Linked DNA regions of Homo sapiens: region 1 is linked to region 2. Evidence: read pairs that join two places in POLR2A ChIA-PET (ENCODE). Cell type or tissue: MCF 10A. All regions are shown on one strand. Each heading gives the region's core, and the rest is flanking DNA. Links, peaks and the distances in the headings are about the cores only.

The links. Peaks named below come from ENCODE experiments on the same cell type or tissue, not always from the same donor. Only the 100,000 strongest peaks of a DNase experiment are listed, where the experiment ranks them.
Region 1: POLR2A ChIA-PET joins it to region 2 with 5 read pairs; 2 of 35 experiments call an interaction of 5 or more read pairs at or near these places.

Annotation. Positions count from the first base shown.
Region 1 is chr6:119,587,713-119,598,984 of GRCh38, forward strand. The region is part of intron 2 of LOC105377975 (a long non-coding RNA gene); the gene reads left to right. Among named protein-coding and RNA genes, the nearest start is that of MAN1A1, 240 kb to the left of the region's middle. In MCF 10A, for the core only: no CTCF peak of the experiment used is centred there; no DNase peak of the experiment used is centred there.
Region 2 is chr6:119,528,390-119,539,661 of GRCh38, forward strand. No RefSeq gene overlaps it. Among named protein-coding and RNA genes, the nearest start is that of MAN1A1, 180 kb to the left of the region's middle. In MCF 10A, for the core only: no CTCF peak of the experiment used is centred there; a DNase peak (open chromatin) is centred at 5,392.

The sequences.
Region 1 (11,272 bases), core at 3,410-8,409, 59 kb after region 2:
ATGGAACTGTTACTGAGTCACCTGGAGCCCCATTGTGGCATCCAGGTTAACCTTCTCTAGCACTGTAGCATTCGCTGAGTCAAGACCGGCTGCTGTTTCCTTCCTCCTCGAAAAAATCACTATCCATATTCAAGGTGTGCCTACAGCTTCCAGTGTTCTGTGCAAGGTTAGCACCCAGCAACTCCTGGGTTCTATGTACAGAGGTGCAGAAGGGCATTCTTAAAAATGTCAGACTTTTTTTTTTTAAACTTCAGGGTTAAAGCATTTTGCTTGTGTCCATTACTACTCTTGAAAGATATTATTAGGGTTTCCCTATTATGATTTGCCCAGAATCACAGTACGTATCAGGAAAAACAGTTCTGAGGGTCTGAGGGTGTGAAATATATACATATATATATGTAGGTATATATTTTATATATGTATGTATATATATGCATGTACGTGTGTGTGTTTGTGTATATATATATACACACACATATGTGTATATATGTGTGTGTGTGTATGTGTATATATATATAAACAGAATCCTGCCCTGTCACCAGGCTGGCGTGCAGTGACGTGATCTCGGCTCACTGCAACCTCTGCGTCCTGAGTGGCTGGGATTACAGGTGTGCGTCACCATGTGCAGCTAATTTTTGTGTTTTTAGTAGAGAGAGGGTTTTGCCATCTTTACCAGGCTGGGCTTTAACTGCTGACTTCAAGTGATCTGCCTGCCTTGGCCTCCCAAACTGCTGGGACCACAGGCATGAGGAACCGCACCTGGCCATTTTTTTTGTTTTTTTTTTTTTTTGCCAAATACGATTTAAAACCAGTCCACAGGCCAGACAGGTTGTAAATAAACTATGATGGTCATCCTTCTCTCATCTGCCCCTTCTACCCTAAGGCAAACACATTCCTCCATTCTCTAGTTACAAAACCCAAGCTCCCATGCATTTCTAGGTCCTTCCCTGATGGGAAAGGGAGAATGGTGTGTGAAGCTGTCTGCATTTATTTTAGCCAGCCAAAATGCCACCTTCCACCCAAATCAAATTTATGGAGGAAATATCTCAGCTGAGTCCTGGACACAAAGAGTTTGTTGTTTTGACATCTAAATCAGGCCATGAAAGTTTAGGGAATACATCACGGTCTTCTCCCACATAAATTTTTATGCATAATTATGATCTTTCCACATAGGATTAATTGCTTTCTCTTCTGTAGTCTTATACTATATTTATTTATAACTCTATTATAATATGGATCCTACTTTTTTCTTGCATGACCATGATTTATGTATTTGCCTTATCTCTCCTTCTGGACTGTAAATTTCTTAAGGCCAGGTACCATATTTATAAACCTAAACTGAATATTTAAATCTTTAGAAAGATAGCTTAAATATTTATGATATGCTTCTATCATATATCTGTGAAACATCTAAAGTTAAGTTTTAAAGTTCAGAATAATGACTTTAACTTAGAATTCAAGGTTGGCTAAGATACTTTGAATTATTTCTTTATAGTAAACAGAATTTTAGGAAAGAAGATTATTAAGATATATAACATGTTCTTACCACTCAGCCAGGTCAGATCCTAACAGCAGGAGCAATTCTGTGAAATAGAAAAGAAAGGCATATTTCTTTTTCTACTGACAGATAATCTCACTCCACAAAGCCAGGATACTTTCTTATTCTGGTGCACAGAATGGTGTACCTACAGCCATTCTAGGCTTATGAAAGATGCAGTTATCATTTCTGTCTCAAATTCAGTCCCTAAAAGGATAAAGACATACAGGATAAATAACATACTTCAAGCAAAGTGAGACCATCACTTTATTAGAATATATATGTTGTTTAAAATTTTAAACTTTATTTACTTTGACTCAATCAGAGATGATTAGTCTTATTGTCATTCCAAAGCACTTTGGAGTTATTTATCCTGTTATTTGTTGTTTGGAATATGTCCTTTTCCTCTCGCTCCAGAAAAGATCAATGTATGAAGTTTTAGAAGTTTTGGCTGATAAATTCTGAAAGGTCAATAAAGTGACACTTACATTAGAGATCCTGACAATTAAGTTGTATCAGGAGTTCTCTCTCTCTCTCATCAATCATCTGTCTATCCATCCATCCATCCATCCATCCATCCATCAATCCATCTACCTACGTATCTATCCATCCTTCAATTTTTGTGCATTCTTAGTCCAAGAAGCTGCCTTAGATAACCAAATAATCCTCAAATTTTGCAAGCATAGTCTTCCTCCTTTCCTTCCTTGTTCCTCCTTCCTCGCCTCTCTTCCTTCTTTCATTCAATTTTTCTGTCCTTGAGTTCCTACTTTTGGCCAGGTACTGTATACAAAGGAAATAAAAACCTTAATAATATCAAGTTTGGAGGACTTTACAGCATAGCCATGATGCAAACTGGAAAACAAGCCATTTTACAAAACAATAAGATAAGCAGCTCTCATGGTTATCTTCAAGGTAAAATGAGAACAGAGGAAAAAAAGCAGGCACGAAAAAGAGATAACATTTGAGTTGAAATTTGAAAGATGAGTGAGTAGGAGTTTTTATACAGACATTTCAGGCAGAGTGAATTATATATGCCAAGATATAGAGGAGGGGTGTGAGTCAACAGGGCATGTTCGAAGTATTAGAGACATTCAGTATTGCCTATGAGGCAAATTGTGTAGGAGGCATGGGGGATGGGATGTGGAGATGGTGACCTTGGATGTCATGCTAAGCAGTTTGTTCTTTATCCCAAAGGCTCAGGGAGCCCTTGGAAGATTTTAAGCAGGGAATGATAAACTCAGATTAGCATTTTAGATGGATGGCAGGGCAAGACTGGAGGAAAGGTACAGGAAAGTAAAGTTGGCCTTTCTCCTTATATCCTTATACATCATTATATTATCTCACTCCAGGTAAGACATGTTTGAGGGACTGAATAAGGGCAGTGGTAATGAGATGGAAAGCAGGGAAAGTTAAAGAGTTGCTTAGGAAATAAAGTTAACCTAAGTCAGTGATTGGATAAGGGGGAAAGCAAGAGAGACTGTATAGTTCTTTTTAGCCCTTACTGCATTCTGTATATTTCTCATTTGAATTGTTTTATTAAACATTGAACTTTGGCATTTCATATGCTCTCAAATAATCTATTGACCAGAATAACCTATGTGCATTAGTTGAAAAAGTTTTATTTTGAGCTCTACCATCAAATCATACATGGACTTCCACTAAATTTCCAATAGTTTAGATTTGGAGTGAGAGATTTTCTTTCAGAGGTCTCTGGAGTACCTCATAGGTCTGTATTCCTGGTAGACTGCGCTGAGATGACTTGCTTTTTACAAGTTTTGCCCATCAGGTGGGTGGTCTCCAGCTAGCACTCTTAAACCTTTTGAGGTAGTCTTATTTATAAGCATGTAAACTCTTTTAAAAATATCTGATTTGTCAGAGCAAACACTCCAGGAAGCCTCTGAGTTCTTGTGGTCTTTTCAGCATACCATAAAGATGTATGTTACCTCTGGCAAGATTAGAAAACATATTGGTTAATTGTCAGATATTCCGATTTGAAACAATTAGATCTATGAGATTCCTGTAATTATTAACACAAAACTTTTTGGCAGTTTTAAAATAATTTTTTTTTGAGAAAATGCTGTAGTTGGCGTGATTCCTGTTTTTAACTTGTGTTTAACATTCTCCTTTTGTTCCATCCTGAATAGTTGGAGGAGTGCATGATTGAGCCTGTCAATTTGAAATATGGTTTTTAGATTTCAGGATATGGTAGAGATATTTTTTCCTCTTTTCTTCACATGACTGCAAGAGTTAAGTAGCTATTTTGGATGATATTTTTGTTCCCATTTTGTGAGACATTCCACTCAGAATATTCAACTCTTACTCATTCCAATAATAATAATAATAACAATAATAATGCTAGCTAAAGTTTATTGAAATATAGGTATATTTTGGTGCTACATAAATTTATGTTTTATATGATTTATCTCATATAAGCTTCACAATAAGACTATGAGTTAATGTTATTATAGTCATTTACAGATGAAGAAACTGAGGCATAGAAAGTTTGAGAAATTTCTTTAATGCTAAATAGCTAATACAAACAGAGCTGGGATTTGAAACCAGTCTGTCCGACTCTAGGATCTTAATCACTTTACTGTATCAGACTCTCTATATTTTTTCTTAAATGTGGGTATATATATACATAATCTTAGAAATAAACATATTCAAGACTGGCCATCAGATAACTTCATCTTGCACTTTGTTTCTCGTGTTTCTAGCTAGGTGTGTAATTTTATAGCATCATTGATTTGCTTAAGGTAAAATTCTATTGGTTGAAAACAGTAACAAATGAATATACATGTGACAAACAGGTAGGGTTTTCCTTAGATAAATAGATTAAAGTTTTAACTTTTACAGGGTTTGGGCAGAAGAGTTCTAAAATGTGCATTCAACTTAGTGAGAACCTTTTAACAGTGACAAGTCTGATGTTTTCAACCTATAACCACAGCTCTGTTGAAAACCTCAGGCACTTTTTCACTTCAATTGGTAGTGCATAAAATTGTTTTAAAAGTAGGTGTCTTCTGACTGGGGGAATTGCAAATATCCATTTTTATTCAAAAACTTGAATTGTAGGTTATATCTTACACATGTGAGAAATATGGCTTAATTCAAAAAATTTCCTGAAGTATTCAAACTCAGAAAGTAGAGAATATCACTAAAATTCAGGGACATTAGGGATGGAAACTAGTTGGAAGGAAAATTGTGAAGTAGGCAGCTTGCTCTCTTGGTTGTCAGCTTTCCCAGTGCGCACTCTCTCCTTTTTGTCTGGGACAGCAAGTGTCTTTGGGCCTCACATCCACTAAGATTGTCTTCCTGATTCTTTGTAGATCTGGCTTCCAAATGATTGAAAATAAGGGTATTGAAAGGGTAAGATACCCTTCCAATGATATTTTTGTTTTAAAGAAATAGAGATTTTACCTAAAAGGATGAATATATAACAAATTTTAGGCAGGAACCAGGAAATAAAGGTAGTTATTTATGCTCATGGGGCCTTCTGGTCCTTCTAAAAAGCACAGCAATATTTGTCTATATGTGGAGCTGGCCCCGTCTCTTTAGCTAATTCTTCACTAGTCAAATTAGTCAACCACATTCAAATGTCCAGTGTATACAAAGGAGATCATAGCAATGGTTCATGTCCTTTAATTTCAAACTAATGTGAGATAAAGGAACTAAAGATAATAAAAATTACAATTAACACTTGTTTAATGTGTCACAGTTTGCAGAAAACACTTTTTATATGCATCATCTGATTTCATTATTTCCACTTTATAGACAATGACACTAAGCTTTAGAAAGAATCTGAGCCAGTCTCAAGTCATCTGCAAACTGAGAGCTTGAACCATTGTCACAGCCTCTTACGGTTCTTGGGACACGGTAGCTAAGTAAATATTGATTTTCTTTCTTATTTCTCACTTGCTTTCTGCCTTCTTGCCCCCATTCATTGTTCCCTTCCTTTCTTCTTTGAACCGTCAACTCATCAATTCTCCCTCCCTATGATTTATATGAAATAAAAACCATATAAATGTGTAATATCGGTAGTATCACATAAATTTTTAATAATAATTTGTCAATAAAACTGTGTGTGAAAAAATAAGTGTGTGTGTGTACATATATATACATAGATATATATACATACATACATATATGTATATATGTATGTATACATACATATATACATATATGTATGTATGTATATATACGTATATACATATGTACATATATGTATGTATATATGTGTATATATACACATATACATAGTTATATATATGTGTATATATACACATATATACATAGTTATATATATGTGTATATATACTATATATGTATATACACACACATATATATATAATCCTTAGCAAATATAAGTTTGTGATGAAAATTAATGAGGGAATGTATGGTGAATGAATGAGTACATCAACCAATTAGAGCAGTGGAGAAATCTAGGCAAATTGAGAGCTTGTCAGCTCAAGAGAAGTAATAGTGTGGGCATCTGGAAGACTTTCTGGCCTCCTCCCGTCTCTTAATGCATGCCTAGTCACTGTCTAGTGAAGATCTCATTTACTTTGTCCCTTAATGAGCCATTTACTCAAAGACAGCTTTCACAAAGCCTCTAATTTAGAACTGAGTTTCTTATATGTTTTAGTTGTGGGAAGTCATAAAATTAGGGCAACATCTGTATAATCAGAAAATTGTCATTTTTGATCTTGCTCCTTCCCTCTGCCATATGCTTCATTGTGTTGTGGAGTCTGGAAGGCAGAGGCTGATGCTGTACATGTGTTGGATGGTAGGATGGTCTCATAGCTCATGGCCTGGTAAAAGTGACCTTGTAGGTTGGTCCTTCAGCATCATCATGTTGTCTCCATGTGAGGCACGGGGAGGGAGGAAGTGATGATAGGGGGGACTGGAAGGCCCAACGCTATGGCTGGGAGTTGGACAGGAGACAGGTGAGAGTGTTGTATAGAGCAGAAAGCACAAAGAGGTGTGTCAAAGTTAGGCAGGCAGGACAATCAGACGTGTCACATGAAAGCCAAGAGGACACAGCAACAGAGACAGATAAAAGTTAGAACACCTGGGTTCAAGGCTCAGCCCCCACAGCTCGTTTCCCATATGGACTCAAGCAAGTCCTTTTGTGTGTAATAAACCTCAATTTCCTTGAAAAGAAATACAAAAGGATATCGGTATCTTTGCTTCTTATCATGAAGATGGTCTCAAAATCAGAAGAAATAATGCAATCCACACTTGTTTACCAAGACCACTTGAAATATAAAATGGGATAGATCCCAAAGGAAAACGAGGGCGTCTTACCAGTAGAATTGGGAAAAGATACTGTGCAAGCAAAAACAAAAGGTGTTCACTAGTGGAGAGGACAGTAGGGATCTCTTTGTTAGATTTTCCTTATTAATAAAATAATAATGAAAGCAGTGGGTTAGCAAGTGTTCAAAAACTGGTTCCCCTCCTCCCTAAATACATACACTCACATACAATTATATAATTATATATTTATAATATAAAGGATATGTAGCCCCAAATTTACAAATAATAATACAAAATATAATACTCTTTATTGGAAATCTCAAGTGGCCAAGTGATTCCCATAAAATGCTTTCATTGATTTTTGTCAAATTTTTTATCCGTAGCCAACTTATGACTGCAATTGATGAATGAATGTAGTTCCAACAGGTATGTTGGTTCACATTTATATTTATGTTAATGATTAAGATGAAAGCAAAACAAAAAGCTTGTATGCTTGAACTTCATTTGTCTTTTAAAGATATGAGTGAGTTCTTTGCCAAATTAGCCTTCAAATAAAGATAACAGCCTTCAAATACAGGTATACCTCAGAGATATTATGGGCTCTGTTCCAGACCACTACAATAAAGTGAGTCACACAAATTTCTGGTTTCCCAGAGAACATAAAAGTTGTGTTTATACTAGTAGCCTATTAAGGATGCATTAGCATTATGTATAATTAACAATGTCTGTACCCTAATTTAAAAATACTTTATTGCTAAAAAATGCTAGTGATTATCTGAGACTTCAGCTAGTCATAATTTTTTTTTGTTTTTTGAGATGGAGTCTCACTTTGTTGCCCAGGCTGGAGTGCAGTGGCGCAATCTCGGCTCACTGCAACCTCTGCCTCCTGGGTTCAAGCGATTCTCCTGCCTCAGCCTCCTGAGTAGCTGGGATTACAGGCGTTTGCCACCACATCTGTCTAATTTTGTATTTGTAGTAGAGACAGTGTTTCACCATGTTGGCAGGCTGGTCTTGAACTCCTGACCTCAAGTGATCCACCCACCTTGGCCTCCCAAAGTGCTGGTATTACAGGTGTGAGCCACCGCACTCAGCCTAGTCATAATCTTTTTTGCTGGGGGAGGGTCTTGCCTTGATGCTGAAGGGCGCTGACTGATCAGGGCGATGGTTGAAGTCATTGTGGCAATTTCTTAAGATAACAATGAAGTTTGCCACATTGACTGACTTTTCCTTTCACAGAATATTTCTCTGTAGTATGCGATGCTGTTCCATAGCATTTCACCCACAGTATAACTTCTTTCAAAATTGGAGTCTATCCTGTCATACCCTGCTACTGCTCTCCATCAACTAAGTTTATGTAATATTCTAAATCCTTTGTTGTCATTTCAATGATATTCATAGCATCTGCACCAGGAGTATATTCCATCTCAAGAAACCACTTTCTTTGCTCATCCACAAGAAGAAACTTATCTGTTCAAGTTTTTTATCATGAGATTGTAGCAATTCAGTCACATATTCAGGCCTCACTCCTAACTCTAGTTCTGTTGTTAATTCACCACATTTGCAATTACTTCCTCCTCTGAAGCCTTCAACTACTCAAAGTCATCCAGGAGGATTAAAATCAACTTCTTTCTGCGTCCTATTAATGTTGATATTTTAACTTCCTTCCATGAATCATGAATGTTCTTAATCTAGAATGATTAATCCTTTCTAGAAGGTTTTCAATTTACTTTACCCAGATCCATTGGAGGAATCACCACCTCTGGCAGCTATAGTATAATGAAATGTATTTTTAAATAATAAAATTTAAAAGTTAAAATGACTCCTTGATCCATTGGCTGCAGAATGGATGTTGTTTTAGCAGGCATGAAAACAATTGTCTTATACATCTGCATCAGAGCTCTTGGGTGACTATGTGCATTGTCAATGAGCAGTAATATTTTGAAAGGAATGTTTTTTCTGAGCAGTAGTTCTCAACAGTGGGCTTAAAAGATTCAGTAAGTTATGCTGTCAACAAATTGTTATCCAGGCTTCGTTGTTCCATTTACAGAACACAAGCAGAGTATAATAGATTTAGCATAATTCTTAAAGACCTACGATTTTCAGAATGGTAAAAGAACATTAGCTTTAACTTAAAGTCACCAGTTGCACTATCCCCTAACAAGAAAGTCAGCCTTTTCTTTGAAGCTTTGAAGCCAGCCATTTTCTCTCTAGCTATGCAAGTCCTAGATAACTTCTTCTTCCAATAGAAGGCTTTGTCTGTGTTGAAAATCTATTGTTGAGTATAGCTACCTTCATCAATCATCTTACCTAGATCTTCTGGATGACTTGCTGCAGCTTCTACACTAGCACTTGCTGCTTCACCTTGTGCTTTTAAGTTATGGAGACAGCTTCTTTCCTTCAACTTTATGAACCATCCTCTGCTAGCTTCATACTTTTCTTCTGCCACTTCCTCACTTCTCTCAGCCTTCATAAAATTAAAGAGATCTAGGACTTTGCTCTGAATTAGACTTTGGCATAAGAAACTGTTGTAGCTGGTTTAATCTTCTTTCCAGACCATTAAAACTTTCTCCGTATCATCAGTAAGGCTGTTTTGTTTTCTTATCATTCACATATTCACTAGAGTAGCAGTTTTTTTCCATTAAAAAATGTTATGGATACATAATAGTTGTACTTATGGGATACATGTGATATTTTGCTACAAGCATACATTGTGTAGTAATCAAATCTGGGTAATTGGGACATCCATTATCTTAAACATTTGTGATGAGAACATCCCAAATCTACTTTTCTAGCTATTCTAAAATATACAATACATTTATTTCTAGTTATAGTCACTCTATTGTTCATTGGAGCACTAGGTCAATTTTTTTCTAACTGTATTTTTTAATCCATTAACCAGCCCCTCTTAAATCCCCTCTCCTTACTACCCTTCCCAATGTCTCATAACCACCATCCTATTCACTACCTCCATGAGATCAATTTTTTTTGGCTCCCACATATGAGTGGGAACATGTGACATTTGTCTCTCTCTGCCTGGCTTATTTCATTTAACATAATGTTCTCATTCTCCATTTACATCCATGTTGTTGAAATGACAAGATTTTATTCTTTTAATGGCAGAGTAATATTCCATTGTGTGTATATATCATTCATTCATTCATTGATGGGTACTTAGGTTGATTCCATTTCTTGACTATTATGAATAGTGCTGCAATAAACCTGGGAGTGCATATATCTCTTTGATATAATGATTTCTTTTCTTTTGGGTATATACTCAGTAGGGGGATTGCTGGATCATGTGATAGCTCTATTTTTAGTTTTTTTGAGGAACTTCCATACTGTTCTCCACAGCGGTTATACTAATTTACCTTTTCACTGGCAGCGTGTGTGCATTCCCCTTTCTCTGCATCCTCACCAACGTTTGTCATTTTTCTGTCTTTTTGATAATAGCCATTTCAACTGGGGTGAGATGATAGCTCATTGTGATTTCAATTCATATTTCCCTGATGGTTAGTAACATTGAACATTTTTTAATATACCTGTTGGCCATTCATAAGTCTTCTTTTGAGAAATTCTATTCAGATCTTTTGCCCATTTTTAATGAGATTATTTAATTTTTTTGCGATTGAGTTGTTTAAGTCCCTTATACATTCACACTGTTAATACCCTTCAAGAAATTTGTATTTGCAGTCACAATTTGGCTAACAGTTTGGCACAAGAAGTCTAGCTTTCAGTCTGTCTCAGTTTTTGATATGCATTTCTCACTGAGCTCAATGATTTCCAGCTTTTAATATAAATTGAGAGATGCACAACTCTTCCTTTCACTCAAACGCTTAGAGGCCATTATAGGGTTATCAACTGGCATAATTTCAGTATTGTCGTGTCTAAGGGAGTAAGGAGGCACAAGGAGAAGGAGAAGGGGAATGGCCCATTGGTGGGCCAGTCAGAACACACACAACATTTATCAATTAAGTTCACCATCTAATATGGGTGTGGTTCATGGTGCCCCCAAACAATTACAACAGCAACATCAAAGATCACTGATCACAGATCATTATAACAAAGATCACTGATTACAGATTACCATTGTTATTGTTTAATAACAATTAAAATTTTGAAATAGTGCAAGAATTACCAAAATGTGATACAGAGACACAAAATGAGTACATTTTGGAGAAATGGTGCTCATAGATGCTTGATGCAGTGTTGCTACAAACCTTTAATTTGTAAAAAATCCAATATCTATGAAGCACAATAAAGTGTAGTACAATAAAATTAATCATGCTTGTACTGGAAAAATGTATTCTTATAATGTGATGGCTACAGAATGACATACTTTAAAGTTTAATCTGCTTTAGTAACATTTTCTGTATCACTTTGTGCTGTAGACTGAATTGTTCCCCCTGAATATTTATATGTTGAAGCCCTAACCCCTGATGTAAATGCATTTGGAGATAGGGGCTATACAGAGGTAACTGAGAT
Region 2 (11,272 bases), core at 3,277-8,276:
AGATGAAATTTCAAGATTCAGGCCCAGTTTTAAAAATTCTTTTAAAAATATATGTTTAGTCCTCTTCTTCCTCCTCTCCATCCACCAAATATTGTCAGCAGATCCTGTGCCAGATACTATGTTTAGAAAAGAGTATAGGAGAAAGTACATTGAATTGGCAGCAAAAGTACTTCAGTCTGAGTTTCAAATCCTTTGTTCTCCCTGTACCCTCCCTTTCCTGCCCACTTTTCCCACTCTCCCTGTCTCTTTATTGAACCAATTCTTTGCCTTCCAGGACCACCTCAAGCTCTTTGTCCTCCAGCGAAGTAATCAATGGTGACTCCAGCCCTTAGCAGTCTCTCCTTATTACACTTATAAAACCTCTCATTTTGCACTTATCAGGTGCTCCTTGAGTGATTAGTAACAATTTATTGTGTGCTTGAGTTTGCTCCATCCATCCACCCATGCATCCACAAATACATATTTAAGCACAATTATGTGCCAGATATCAAACTAGATGATAGATGTGCAATGCAGTCATGGTATATACCCATGTGGATCTTAGATTCTAACTTATAGTCTCCTAAATTAGAATATTGCTCTGTGAAAATAGGGGCTGTGTCTCATTACTGAATCATAGAATTTGGAATCAAGATAAACAAGAAATGTCATCTTCTTCATCTATGTGTACCCAATTTCTATTTCAAGCCTTATTCTGCCAGGGTGGCAGAAACTAAATGTCAGTGAATTAAGAGATTTCTCCTTCTCCCCCTTCCTCCATTCTGTGGGGTTGTGTCAAAGTTCCAAAGAGTTTAACTAGAGCTAAAACTGGGGAGTAGGGTGGGAAAGGGGTGTACTTCAGGTCCCTGCTGTCATCTGGCTGCATGGGCATCTGCTAAAATAGCCTTTTCCCAATCAGCTGCTTGGTCAGTTGACCTCATGCTGGGCTGGAAACATCTTTGTTCTTGGCCACATGACCCCAGAAAATCAGGTACCTTTCTTTGCTGCTTCTGCATCACTTCTGGATACAAAATGCTCATTCTGTGTCTCTTCTACTACCAAGAGAGATTTGAAACTCACAGGCTGCCTATGACCCTATCTGCCTAGACGCACCAGGCAGCCATTTTTTTTTCTCTGCATCCTCCCTGGGATTCTATCTGGAACTTGGTGAACAGATCTCACTTTCTCTCTTTCTTTTTGTCTCTCTATCTCTTTCTCTCTCATCAATGTTATTGAAGTATTATTGATAAGCAATAAACTATATATAGTGTATTTTTCAACTTTTATTTTAGATTCAGGGGGTACATAGGAAGTTTATTTACATGGGTGAATTGCGTGTCACTGAGGTTTGGGCTACGAATGATTCCATCACCCAGGTAGCGAGCATAGTATCCAAGAGGTATTTTTTCAACATTCTCCCCCTTCTCCCACCTCCTCGAGTAGTCCCAGTGTCTATTGTTCCCATCTTTATGTCCATGTGTACGCAATGTTTAGCAGCCACTTATAAGTGAGAATATGCAGTGTTTGGTTTTCTGTTCCTACATTAATTTGCTTAGGGTAATGGCCTCCAGCTGCATCGATGTTGCTGCAAAGGACATGATTTTCTCCTATCTTATGGCTGCATAGTATTCCATGATATATATGTACCACACTTTCTTTATCCAGTCCACCATTGATGGACATCTGCGTTGATTCCATGTCTTCGCTTTTGTGAATAATGCTGTGATGAGCATACGAGTGCAAGTGTGTTTTGGTAGAACAATTTATTTTTCTTTCGTTATATACATAATATTGAGATTATTGGGTTGAATGGTAGTTCTTCTTTAAGTTCTTTTAGACATCTCTAAACTGCTTCCCACAGTGGCTGAACTAATTTACATTCCTGAAAACAGTGTATAAATGTTGCCCTTTCTCTGCAACCTCACCAACATCTGTTATTTTCTGACTTTTTAGTAATAGTCACTCATACTCATGTGAGATGGTATCTCATTGTGTTTTGATTTGCATTTCTCTAGTGATTCGTGATGTTGAGCATTTAAATAATATATTTATTTGCCACATGTATGTCTTCTTTTGAGAAATGTCTAATAAACTACATATATTTAAAGGTACAATTTGATATTTTCTGATGTATGTCTATACCCTTGCAACCATCACTACAATAAGGAGAATGAACATATCCATCACCCACAAAGGTTTTCTTGTGCTCTTTTGTACTCCCTCAATATGTCCTCTTTTCCTTCCTTCCTTTGGATCTCAGAAATCTCCTTTATTTGAACTAGCCTGAAAAGCCTGTATGGGGCCCTCTCTTTGGGAAACACCATTTTTATCTCTCCTTGGTTTTCCTCTGACTATACCTCCTTGCTCAAGAGTAGGAAAACTTGAGGGGGGCATAAAAAGAGGAAGCCTTGGTTTTATTCATTATGTTTTCTCTCAACTCTGTGATGTATACTGTAAAAGCCTAGGTTATAGAAACACAGAAGTCAGAAAAATACTATTTATTTTTTTCCTTCTACTCTTAGATCATTTCTCTGAGGCAATCATACACCATGTTTCAGCTGCTTGCTTGACTGATTGAAGGGTGGATGATATGGTTTGGCTTTGTGTCCCAACCCAAATCTCATATTGAATTGTCATTCCCAGATGTTGAGGGAGGGACCTGATGGGAAGTGATTGAATCATGGGGGCAGTTTCCTCCATGCTATTCTCGTAATAGTGAGAGAGTTCTCATGAGAGCTGATGGTTTTAAAGTGTGACATATCTGCGCTCTCTCTTGCCTTCCACCATGCCTTGCTTCCCCTTCACCTTCTGCCAAAATTGTAAGTTTCCTGAGGTCTCCACAGCCATGCAAAACTGTGAGTCAATTAAACCTCTTTCCTTTATAAATTAACCAGTCTTAGGTAGTATCTTTATAGCAGTGTGAAAACAGACTAATACAGTGGGTGAGTTAAGGAGGATAAAGGGTGACGTGAAATATTGAGGAGAGGAGACATCAGTGAATGTTTCAAAAATGTTCTTACGATATATAGCCATGAAAGATATTTTATTCTATCACACTTAAGAAACTGTACACACTAGATAAACAATAAATGACTGTTCAGTGACTGATCCCAATGACCTAGACATCCATAGGAGCTCAGCTGTGTAGGTAGTATTGTGCCCAATAGACAGTGCCACTATTGAGGTGAGAAGAATAAAGCTGGGGAAAGAGGAAAATAGCTTTGAAAAATGTACAATTTGTGTGTTTGAATTTAAGAAACTCAGCTGTCTCATCATTCTTTAAGGAGGATGATCAAATACAGTAAAATGATTGGGTTGGATAGGAAGAACTCTCAGGTACTCTTTTCTAAAATCAAACGATCCTATTATGCTAAGCATAACTGGCAAGTTCGATTATATGATCCCTCAAATTGCTAATTTCTTTTGTTTTGTTGTTATACTGAATGGATAAAGCATGTGTACATTTTAATATTTGTTGCAAGGAAATATGTTCAATCTTTCTAGAAAGTAATTTATAGTAAATATTTATTGTAGTAGTGGAGAGCTTACCACTTGAGAGGACTGGACAGAATCCTCTCTTTAGCAACAGCAGCAGTAATATTTATCAAGGGCTTTCTATCTGCCAGGCTCTGTCTTAGTTTACATTTATTAACTTATTTTTGCCTTGCAATAATCCTGGGAATTAGGCAGTATTTCTTCTATTCTAGAGATGAGGAAGCTGAAGCATAAAAAGATTAGCCCAGATTACACAACTAGTCTATGATCAGACTAGAATTCAAACCAGGTAGATTCAAGCTTTTAAACACTATGCCAAATGCACATTATTATATCATTTAATACTCCTAGGACTGTGCCACATGAATTATTATTCCCTGATTTGCAGATGAAGAAATAGAGCCTCAGAGAGGATAAGTAATATACCTAAAAGCAGAAATCTCATAATTTTGGTGGATTCGGGATTCCATATAGGGTATATCTGACTTTAAAAATTCATGCACTTAATCATGAAGCTATAATATCAAGAATGGTAAAATGTTAAAGCACTTTGACCTAGCAATTTAACTTTTCTATACTGCGGGAGTAATCAGAAATTTTGGTAAATTTGAACATACAAAATATTACATACAAATTAAAATGTTTAAAGTATTCTAACTGATCATGGTTAAATAAACTATGTACATTCATATAATATTTTGGAATTATTGAAATGATATTTATAGAACGTTTTTAATAATATGAAGAGTGTTCAGATTATAATGATAAATTGGAAGAAATCCAGGATATAAAATTAAATGGTTATTTTGTTGCAAATGTTTTCAAAATTGAGCAGAGAAAAAAGGATGGAAGAAAATACATCAAAATGTTAATGAATAATAAAAATATTCGAATGGTTGGGTTATGGACAATTTTAATTTTATTCAGAATTTTCCATATCATTACATTTTGTCTTAATAATGTGAAGATCAGTGTTGAGTTTTCCGTTTTATATTTGCTTTGATATAAATTTCTCACAAAAATGCAGTTGTTGAGAACAAATTTTTAAAAATATTTACCGTTAATACTCTCCTAAGTATACCAAAAAAGCAAGTTATTTAAATTTGTCAGTACAGTATGTTTAGTAGTTAAGTATAATTCTTCCTGTGAGGATCTCCTTGTGGAAGCAAATTAAATTTGGTATGTAACCTCTCTGCACTTTAATAACATTTGATCTACAGCTGACCAAATAGAAAGTGCAATCTCTTGTTGAGAGACAAAAGCTGAATTCTACCCTGTATCAATTATACATGTAAATTTACCTCACCAAGTCCTGCAGATGATGGGTCTTGCTTTAAACCCTAGTGATTGATGAAAGCAGACAAAACTTTCAGATTTCCTGTGTGAGTTAGAAGCATTGCCACCCCTTGTCCTGGATCCCCAGCCTGAGTTACAGAACACAGTTATAGGGAAACATCCCAAATTCCCAAACCGGCTGAATTGACTGAATTTCTGCTTACATTTTACTTTCATTTAGTGATTTTGGGTAGGTCACTTGCTTTTGAGAGTTTAGCACAAACACAAGATTTGTTTGAAGAATACTACTATGGAAAACAATATATTAGCAGAATTGGGCACTTTGAGGTTGGAATTGGGAAGAAAGTCTTTAGCACAAAGGCCAAGACATAGAATAATTACTTTCTGTCCTGAATGGGCCTGGAGAGAAATATTGCTAGAGGAATGATCTGTAAGAAAGCAGATGAAGGAGGGAGAGGGAGGACAGAGGAAGGCCCAGTGGCACCTCTGCTATCTGTATAATTATGACATTAAATTTCAGTCAGTCTACAGCACATTTCCTAAAATTAAAACAAAGTTTTTGATGACTGTTTTCAGAAATGAATCATACGGCATCTGGGGAAGTGCCTCTAGGGGTTTTAAACAAATCCTCTATTAGTCATGAGCAATAGGCTGAGTTATAAAACCACATCTGGAGAATTACATTTCAAAAGACTCATCCTTTTACCTTTTATGTTACCAGGTGCTGAGCCAGGTGTTCTACATAAATTATCTCATTTGTTTTTTCTGACAACATAATAAGGTAAGTATTATAAATCCCATTTTATAGATGAGGGAATGAAAGCTCAAACAGTTCAACAGTTGCTCAGTGTCACTCAACTCACACTGGGATTTGACAGGTGATCTGCTCAACTCCAACGTCCTCCAATGTCCTTGCCATCCTCCTGTAGCCCTTGCAGGAAGGCAGGCATGGTATTTAAAGGTGCACAGAACACGAAAGGCACGTGGCCATGAGCTCACAGAAGGTAGTGATTATATGGCCAGGAAATAGAAGACATGAAGTAAATATATGCAGTAGGATCTATTTTTAGTACTATTACATAACAAATAGGTGAAAATATTTGATAGACGTGTATGGGGACGAAGCTATCTGGAAATAATAACACAGAAGAATTTAGTAGGTTGGAAAGAAGTCCAGATTCTACCAGGTAAATAGGCAGATCTAGGAAAATTACAGACGTGGCTTAAGGACCTTATTACAGGCGTAATACCTTCTGATGGATGTAGTTTCAAGTGCATGCAGGTTTAAAATAATTTACATTTGATTACTTATGGATGGAATTGAGTTTTGGGGAGGCAAAATGTATTTTGTTTCCTCTTGGGAGCCTTGTGCACTGTATCAAACAGCCTAAATTAAAATAATTTTAGTGGCCTGTGTGTGTTGATAAAATTACTATTTAAAGCAAACAGGCACCTTCAGTTTTTCAGAAGAGGAGGGAATTAGAGATAGAAAATCGGTAAGCTGTGACACCTGCGCAGAATCCTTGTTTGAAATTCAGAAAGGGAATGAGCTACGTAAAAACTTGGTTTTTAAATTTTTTTAAAAAAGAGATGTGAGATGTTACTGCTGTAGTCTAAATGAACAGAACAGGAAATGTAATGAATTAACTAAATAATTTCCGTATAGTCTAGTTTCCAGGAATAAAAGAGACATTTAATTGGGATGTGCATAGCAAGGTGATTCAGACAGATGGGTATAGGAATGTAAGACAATGTAGACCAAAGATGACTCCTGTTTGGAGCTCCAAACTAGCTTGGCAGAGTCAGACAGGAACATTAGGGGGCTCTGAGTTAGCACCAGGTATAAATGGGAAAGTCAGTTACTTGCTACTCTTGAGAAAAGAATGCTGAGGTCCTTGGGCTGTTTATGAGAAAGGCTGAGGCTGAGTATGTAGAGTTCAGATGCAGCCTACACTATTAACCTACCTTCTGGAGAATGGAATCTGGAAAGTACTTTGTGATTAGCAGCTTGTGCCAGGTGGTCCAGGCCAACAGAGGTGTATCAGTCAGAAACCACTCCAGCTAGTTAAGAGAAAGGATTAATTACAGTAATTATAATCACTAAATTGATTATAGAATCAGTGAGAAAATAGTGGAAACAGAAAATTAAGCTTTCAGAGACCACTTTGAATTCATATCATGGAACTAGGTTATCAAAAGAGCTATTGCCTTTCCTATGATCAGTAAAGTTGTCATGATCAGGGAACAGCCATGATCTGGAAGACCAAGAGAAGCCATGGAGGTACAGCCTCATTTTCAGTTCCACCTTTCAGTTATTGTACAAGTGTTGGGGGAACTTAATCATATCTGGAGTCCTAGCCCAAGGCATGTACTCTGACTGCAGAAAAGTGCACCAAAAGGAGGTTGCATGGGTCATGTGCCTGTTCACCACACCCAGCACAAGAAGCATTGTGTGTTTGGAGGGACATGCCTGCTGTGGGCCAGATAACTACCGGAGATGATGTTCCTTGTCTGTCACTTTTTGTTGTATTTTTTCTTGAAGGAAAATTCTCCATGCAAAACATAGACAAAAAACAAAAATAACTAAATTTTATGTTTTACAGTGTATGCAGCTAAATGATTAATTACATTTTCCTCATTTTTCTGGAAGAAAATATTTTGATATTGTGTTACTTTTAGGGAGAGTTATAGAAAGTGTAGGGCCAAGTGTATATTTTTCCTTTATAGGAATTAGTCTTCTACCCCAAATGCTATACTCCTCTTGAATAATACTGTAGATGCTGTTGTCCAAAGAGAATGTGTTCTGACCCAGGTCATGGAAACAGAGCCACTCACGAGCTGTTATTTCACTATTTTTAGTATTATTTTTTAAGACAGAGTCTCACTCTGTCACACAGGCGGGAGTGCAGTGGCGCGATCTCGGCTCGCTGCAACCTCCGCTCCCGGGTTCAAGTGATTCTGCTGCCTCAGCCTCCTATGTAGCTGGGATTACAGGCGTGTACCACCATGCCCGGCTAATTTTTGCATTTTTAGTAGAGACAGGGTTCCGCCATCTTGGCCAGGCTGGTCTGGAAGTCCTGACCTCAGATGATCCACCAGCCTTGGTCTCCCAAAGTGCTGGGATTACAGGCGTGAGCCACTGCGCCCAGCCAGCTGTGATGTTTTAGTAAAGGGAGGGGTGTTTCTGATGTAACCAGTCAGTTTCTCATTTTATATAGTTTCTACTTCTTTTCTTCCTGGAAAATTCTTAGGTACTAAGGTTGCAGGTGTTACCTGAAATATGTTTAAATGTGCAGAAAAACATGTATATTCTTTGTTTTGTTTTCTGAACCCTTGCCCATGGGGAGAAATCTTAAGTACTCCCTCATACATTTTGATGTTAATATCTACATTTTTAAAAATCATAATTATATATTGTTGCAAAAGATGTACTTTTGGTTATAATTACTGATATTTTAAAAGAAAACGGTTACATCACTCAAATATATCCAAAAGAATCAAAAGTAGAAAAAAGGTATAAATTTAGAACAATTCTATGGAATTATCAAATGGTTTCAGATAATACTCAAAATCTCGGGTTTATCAAATTTCTGTGCTCCTCTGCCCACGCCCTTGCTGAGATGTTGCTGGGTGGGTTATGTGTGTGTAGGAGGGAGAGGATTCACTCAACCTCCTGGCAGAGGGGAGGAGTCACTTCCCAGAGGACCAGTTGGTGAGAGGAGAAGAGAGAGCCCGACCCACTGCAGATATCTAACCTACTTTCCTCTGAATAGTACCAACAGTGCCAGAGACAGGGAAGTCGGGATATGGCTGGCTGTTTCACATTCTTTGCATGTTCAAAAGAGGAAGACTTCTTTTTTTCCTCCTATCGTATCCTTCTACCACAGAGCTCTATGCTTCATAGCTTAGCTGTCATAATCTTCTCTCTTCTGGTAGTCTTCAACTTCTTTTATTTGAATAACCTCAAAATGATTTTCAAAATCTGTAAACCTCATCATACATTTTCAAGTTATTGTCTAAAATTTATCACTTTAACTTTAATAGTTACAAAGAATGTAATTTCTGGAGCATGGTAAGTATTGATATTTTTAAAGAAACCGTTAAAACGCTTTTTAAAATGTGTCCAATAGAATCTAAATATGATTGTAATTTGACCTGCTATTATCCAATTATAAAATATGAGCAAGTTCTTCCTTAACAATAATTTTACATTGTTTCTTTTTCTTCTAAAATTTTTATTTTCATTTAGTTTCTCTCCTAAGATTCTACCATACTCTTTAGGATAAAAATGCCTAATGTTTAGGGTAAAACATCCTATTGTTATAATATTATTAATATATGTTATTATGGGCATATACTTCTATGATAACATATTTTATTTCTAATCAAATATGTAAATTGAAATTTATTTTATTTCCTGTAGCTTTAAGTCTCATTTCACTGTCTGGTTTTGGTATCGGTGTAATACTGCCCTCATAGAATGAGTTGGGAAGTGATTCCTCCTATGCTATTTTTTGGAAGTAGACCATTAGCTTTTAATAAAATTATTGAAATGACTGGATTTAAGTCTACCATTTTATTATTTGTTCTCTATCCCCTGAATTTTCTGTTTCTCAGCTATTTTCCCCCACTCCACTTCTTTCTACCATCTTTTGCATTATTTGAACCTTGAATTTTTGGCTATACATCTTTGTATTATTTCTCAGTAATTGCTTTAGGTATTACAACATAAATACCTAACTTTTCATTGTCTAATATGGCTAATATTATACCACTTTATGTTAAATGTAGAAAACTTGCAACCATATAGCTCTTTAACCTGTTTGTCCTTCATGGTAAAATATCATATAACATCTCCATACATTGAAAATCCAGAGTAGAATGTTATAATTTTTGCTTTCAGCAGAACTTAAAAGAGAAAAATAGTGTTTTAAATTATACATATATTTATCATTTCTGTTGTTCTTTATTTCTAAAGAGTCCAATAATCTTGTGGTATTATTCCCCTTCAATTTGAAGAATCTTGTTCTATCATTTCTTGTAGATAATATCTGCTGTGGATAGATTTTGTTAGATTTTTTTTTTTCATTTGAGAATGTCATCCTTTCTCCATTTTTGATGGACATTTTTGCAGAATATGGAATTCTGGGTTGACTTTTATTCAGCAGTTTAAAGATGTTTTCCCACTGCATTCTGGCCCCCAATTATTTCTGATGGGAAACCCAGGGTAATTAAAATCATTGTTCCACTGTGTGTCATCGTTTTTTTTCTCTAGCTACTTTCAAGGTTTTTTCTTTATGTTTGGTTTCAAAATTTAGATTATAATGAATCCAGGAATGATTTTTATTTTTGAGGTTATCTTGTTTCGCAGTAGTTAATAACTGTGAAGGGTCTGAGATTTTTACCTTACCTGCAAGCTAACAATTTCATGGATGCTGGTAGAAGATACAATACTCCTGGGTAAGAGACAAAGGACTTTATTATTCATGGCACTGCAGGCAGCATGAGCTTCATATACTCATTGGTTTACCTGCCTCCAAAGTCCCATAGTGTGATATGGAGTAGCCCAGGAAAATGCTGTATGCGTAATAGAGTTGAATTATAGCTGAGGAAAGCCTGAAATTTGAGAGGGTACTGATAACAGATATACCCAACTTTTGCCTGAAAAAAGACATTATCTTTTATTATAATGGTCATGAAACAAATCTACCCTGTGCCTCAGAGGGAGATACTGTCTCTATTACTCAAGGTTATTTGCTATACAGACATGCTTGAAAATATAATCTGAAATGAAAGCTGATATAAAATGTGCATAAATGCCATAGAGAATTGTTTTCCAATAAGGACATGCTGGACTTCTTGAATCTGTTAACATATATCTTTTTCCAATACTTACTAAATTTTTGACCATGAGTGTTTTCAAGTAATCTACCTGAATCTTTTTCTCCTTTCCTTTTGGGATTCTAATGTCCTGTATGGAGACCTTTTGATAATGTCTCATGGGTCTCTAAGGCCTGCTAATTAAAAAATATAGTTTTATCTCTTTTCTTCAGATTAGATAATGATGGCAGCTGCAGCTCCAGATGGCCTGCTGCTGCCATCATGCGAGCTGCGGCAGGGAAGCACCACCAGGGTTGAGGAATCCATGGAGCTGGAAGGGAAAAGCAACATCCCTGCCTCTTCTGAATTGGGGTGGGAGCTCCCCAGGTGCCACAGCAGCCACCCAAATTGTGGCTACAGACTTAGGCCTCCCACTACATGGAGCAGGAAGAAGCTCCACCCACCAGAGCACAACTGCAGCCTCCCAAATTGCTCTTGGGGGCCGGGGAAGGCACCCCTGACCTTGCAGGCTTGGAAATGCCTGCTCCCACTGCCTGGCTTCTCCCTGCTGTCATCCCTGGCTCTGATCTTGGAGCAAAGTTGGGGCCAGGCCAGGGCACCATGAATGGCAGCAGGAGGAGATAGATTCCTGAGCAGAAGGGGGCAGGTCCCTGTTGAGGAC